Regions from separate parts of the Homo sapiens genome. Here region 2 is linked to region 1. A link is an interaction called in ENCODE POLR2A ChIA-PET data of the cell type or tissue named here. Cell type or tissue: PC-9. All regions are shown on one strand.

Evidence for each region. Peaks named below come from ENCODE experiments on the same cell type or tissue, not always from the same donor. Only the 100,000 strongest peaks of a DNase experiment are listed, where the experiment ranks them.
Region 2: POLR2A ChIA-PET joins it to region 1 with 11 read pairs; 6 of 35 experiments call an interaction of 5 or more read pairs at or near these places.

The regions. Positions count from the first base shown.
Region 1 is chr15:82,779,688-82,782,187 of GRCh38, reverse strand. It overlaps FSD2 (fibronectin type III and SPRY domain containing 2), which reads left to right. Exons shown (of 13, transcript NM_001007122.4): 5 at 1,921-1,943. Among named protein-coding and RNA genes, the nearest start is that of FSD2, 25 kb to the left of the region's middle. In PC-9, no CTCF peak of the experiment used is centred here; no DNase peak of the experiment used is centred here.
Region 2 is chr15:82,550,830-82,553,329 of GRCh38, reverse strand. It overlaps CPEB1 (cytoplasmic polyadenylation element binding protein 1), which reads left to right. Exons shown (of 13, transcript NM_001365242.1): 9 at 714-850. Among named protein-coding and RNA genes, the nearest start is that of RPS17, 12 kb to the right of the region's middle. In PC-9, no CTCF peak of the experiment used is centred here; a DNase peak (open chromatin) is centred at 1,449; H3K27me3 peaks cover 1,077 bases.

The sequences.
Region 1 (2,500 bases):
TCCTGAACTCGTGATCCGCCCACCTTGGCCTCCCGAAGTGCTGGGATTACAGGCGTGAGCCACCATGCCCGGCCAAGAGTTTTATTATTATTATTATTATTATTATTATTATTATTATTATTTTGAGATGGAGTCTCGCTCTGTTGCCCAGGCTGGAGTGCAGTGGCACGATCTCGGCTCACTGCAACCTCTTCCTCCCGGGTTCAAGCAATTCTCCTGCCTCAGCCTCCTGAGTAGCTGGGATTACAGGCACCCGCCACCACGCCCAGCTAATTTTTGTATTTTTTTTTTTAGTAGAGACGGGGTTTCACCATGTTGGTCAGGCTGGTCTCGAACCTCTGACCTCGTGATCCACCTGCCTCGGCCTCCCAAAGTGCTGAGATTACAGGCGTGAGCCACCGCGCCCGGCCAAGAGTGCTCTAAGAGTTTTCCAGCCACCTCAGATGGCCTCTTGGAGCTCTGGGGAGAAAGTTGTCAAGGCTGAAAAGGCACCTTAAATTTCCCAGTTACAAGTGTAGCAATTAAAAATCTTACTTCACGAACTCAGACATGCAAAAAAAATCCATTTCCTAATTTTCTTGAAAACAAATTAAATCTGACCCAACCCTCTACATGGCTAGGCTATGGGAATTTCAATCTCAGTCAGATTTCTTCACAAGGTGCCACAGGAGGAGGGGGAAGATGTGGTGTCCAGGGCGTGGGGGAGGGGCCTTCAGCCTCCAGAGCTTCCTGGTTGCTAAATATGGCCCCCACATTGTCCAAGAGTACAGTCGCCCCTCAAAGCCCAACCATGCCTCCTTTCTGCTGTGCCTGGGGTGAGGGGCCAGCGAATAAAGCTGGAGAGCAATTTGGCAGGCACTGCAAGAACCATCAATGCTCATACCTCTTGAACTAGTGGGCCCACCATATGCAGAACATGGAGAAAGTGATAAACATGAAGGTGGGCTTCTCACTGTTATGTATGATGGTGAAAAGCTGGAAACAACAAAATGTCCAACAAGAGAAGAACCATCAAGTAAATGATGGCGTTTCCATTCATTAACTGTTCACAATTAACTGTTATGCAAGTGTTCAAGCTGATGGCCCAAAAGACCATTTACTACATGGAAAGTGCTTACATAGTGTGGGTTTTTTGTTGTTGGTTTTTCTTTTGAGACAGGGTCTAGCTCTGTTGCTTGGGCTGGAGGAGAGTGGTGTGATCATAGCTCAATGCAGCCTTGAACTCCTGGGCTCAGATGATCCTCCTGCCTCAGCCTCCCAAGGAGCTAGGACCACAGGCACATGACAAAGTTGATGGGGAAAAGCAGTACTGTGGTATGGAAGAAAATGCACAGAAATAAGGGTGGTTTTGTTACGGTATGGGATACAGCTGGGCTTTTTAACTTTTTCCTAATTTCCAAGTTTTCTTCTATGTTTATGTTATTATATATATTTAGTTATATCAATTATTATATAACTATCTTATATATATGATGTGACAATATGTATTATCACATATATAGTTATATCTATCTATCTATTTATAACAATATGTTGGTAAAAGAAATTTATTTCCAGCCAGGCACGGTGGCTCATGCCTGTAACCCTAGCACTTTGGGAGGCCGAGGTGGGCAAATCACAAGGTCAGGGGTTCGAGACCAGCCTGGCCAATATGGTAAAACGCTGTCTCTACTAAAAATACAAAAATTAGCTGGGTGTGGTGGTGCGTGCCTGTAATCTCAGCTACTTGGGAGGCTGAGGCAGGAGAATCCCTTGAACCTGGGAGGCGGAGGTTGCAGTGAGCCGAGATTGTGCCATTGCACTCCAGCCTGGGGGACAGAGTGAGACTCCATTTAAGAAAAAAAAAAAAAGAAAGAAAGAAAAAGAAAAAAGAAATTTATTTCCAAAATCAACTTAATATTTTCTCTTTTTCCTTTTTAGGATGCAGTGGCTATGGCTGACAGGTAATACATTTGTTCTAGTATGTATTTCTTTTTTTACTTTTTTCAACTTTAGTTATCCAAATAGACTCAGTTCCATTTGGTTATACGGTTCCAGTTTCAGCTTTTGTGTCAATCCTGATTAAATTAGCACTGGCTTTGGAATGATGGTGTGCAGTCACTAGGAGCATCTAGTATTGAATCTCAGGATCTCAGGGCTAGTAGGGAGCGTGTACGGTGAGGCTCAGTCAGCAAGCCTGTGGGCAGCTCTCCTCCACAAGCCCCTCATTTCACCAGAAAGAACTGAGATCTGTGGAGTACCCCCAACATCCCCCCACTATGCCTGGACCCAGACTGTCCAGTTGCAGAAAGTGTGCACATTTTAGAATCAGACAGATAGCAGTTCAAATCCTGCTACCCTCATGACCTTGAGCAAATCTAATCAGTCTAGAAGACACCTTATCTACAAATGAGGATAGCTTTGTGAGAATCAAATAAAATAAATGTCCATAAAGCAACATGAACATAGAGATTTCATAATGTAATCCCTGCAGGGATTTTGGCAAAGATGGAACTGGTTT
Region 2 (2,500 bases), 230 kb after region 1:
ATCTGTCAGCACTTTCTCTTCAACCTAACATGTCCCTCTGTTTCTTCTGAGCTAATGTTCCATCTGTCCAGACTTACACAGCAGTGGGAGTTGCCTCTGAAACCCCTTCCTTGTACACTTCTCTCTAAACCTGAACCCAAGCAGCACCTTTCCTCTCAAAATAAGGCGTTTGAAAAGCTTTCCCTTGCCTGCCTGTCCTGCCCAGTTACGTTGTTGCCTGACCTAATTCTGAAGTCCCTTTGGAGTTGGCAGGAATGAGGACCAAGCATCTGATTCCTCACTGGTCTGAAATGAGATCCCTTCCCTGTAGAAAGGAGCAGGTGCTATTTTCACCCTGCCCCATCTTCATTGAACTGAACTAATGGTTTAAGTAGGTGTTTAAAGCAATACCTGCCATCTTTCCTGCCACCAGGAAAGCCTGGCTCTGCTGACCTGAACATGCTCTGTGTTCTTGCATAGAGAGCTGTGGTAATGGTGGGATCCTCTGTCTCAGCTTGCCAGTCCTTTCCTTCACCAGGGTGGGAGGGAGGCCCACAACCCAGGGCATCTGCATAGCAAATGCTTCCACTCAACACGACTTTTCAGGAGTAAAACAAAAATGTATCTTATACACAAGACCTTCTTTCTTGGAAGAAACGCCCTGCTGCAAAGCCAAGGCTGAGGAGTGGCCACCTAAGGGATATTAATGCGATTTTTCCTCTCATTGGGAATAGGGTATGTGTATCTGGTCTTCGAACTAGAGAAGTCTGTCCGATCCTTGCTTCAGGCTTGCTCTCATGACCCGCTGAGCCCAGATGGCCTGAGTGAATATTATTTCAAGATGTCCAGCCGAAGGATGCGCTGCAAGGAGGTGAGTTAGCGTGATGTCCTTTCTGGATCGAGGGTCTTGGAATATTGAGGCACTGGATTTTCTTGTGGTAGGTGGATAGGCAGGCTGCAGGCAAGGAGTATTCCTGCTGAGGCAAGAAGGCTCTTCTTGTCCCACAATAAAATAGCAGTATCCTCTCAATTACATTAAAAAAAAAAAAAAGCAACCTTTGGGACTTAATGGGGTGTGTGCATGCACACATGCGCATGCCTGCCCATGGTAATCAAACTGTCTGCCCGTCTTTATTCTGCTCTTCTTTCTTGTAGCCAACACTTTGGTTTCAAACCTCTTGTCTTAGAAATGAAATTGAGAACAGCAAACTTCTCTACTTGGACTTAACTGATAAACCTACAGCTGTTTTTCCCTGGTCCTGCCCTTCCTGTGCCTTGTGACCTCCCAGTCTGTGGGGGTGAATTCCTCTTTAGCCCACACCCACCTGTGGGTCACTTCTTCATTCTTATTCAGGGCTTTATTTAGTTTTGTGGGTTTTCCCCATAAGATTCTCTCTTCCTACGCTTTTTCTAATATCAGCCTTATGTATCCTTGGCAGCATGGGTCTCTAACGAGTTTATCTCACCTGGGGATCTCATTGCACATTCTTGGGCCTTATCCCAGACTTACTGAATCACTCTGGGTGGAATTTAGGAATCTCCAACTGAATAAAGATCCCCAGGTGGTTCTAGTGGGTAGTGTTTGAGAACCACTTGTCAAAGCAAGTTTTGAGCTCAGGAATCAGTGCGGTGGTAAAATCGGATTTGAGAGCACACAACTTTTGTGACATTGGACTAGATATTTAATATCTCTGAAACTTTGTTTCCTCTTCTCTTCTATAAGATGGGAAACTAAAATGCCTATTTTAGTAAAAAAGATCAGTGGTTGCCAGGGGTTTAGCAGGAAGGGATGAAGAGACATAGCACAGAGGATTTTTAGGGCAGTGAAACTATTCTGTATATGGTGGATACATGTCATTATACTTTGGTCCAAACCCATAGAAGGTAAAAGAAACACCAGGAGTGAACTCTGATGCAAACCATGGACTTTCGGTGGGGATGATGGGTCAGTATAAAAAAATGTTCCACTCTCATGCGGGATCCTGATAGTGGGGAAGTCACGCAAGTGTGGGGGCAGAGAGTATTTGGAGAATCCCTGTACTTTCTGCTCAGATTTACTGTAAACCTTAAAGCTTCTCTAAAAAAATCTATAGGGTAAGAGGAGAAATGCCTATTTTATTGGGATGGTCACATTAGATTTAAAATAAATCCATGTAACAAAGCTGGCTCTTGTTCTGTGTTAGAGAGAGGGCAGGCTCATCCTCTGGCTGCCCACAGTGACCCACAGCTTCCCTACCTTCTCTGCTTCTTTATTCTCTGGAGCTTGTGTAGTCTTCCCACCTTAGTATGTTCTAGGACTTAATTAACATGCTCCTTTTTCCTCCCCTCCTGCTTTCACAACCAGAGATGGCCATATGCATATCACAGAGCCCTTCCCCTTCCTCCTCAGTGCCCCTGTAGACACCATCCTGTCTCCCATTCCCTCCCATCACCTTACAGGGATTTAATCTTTCTTTGATTCACTGGCTATAGGCTGATGCAGTTCTCCTTCCTCTCTACTTTTCTTTTTCCTTTGTGTTCC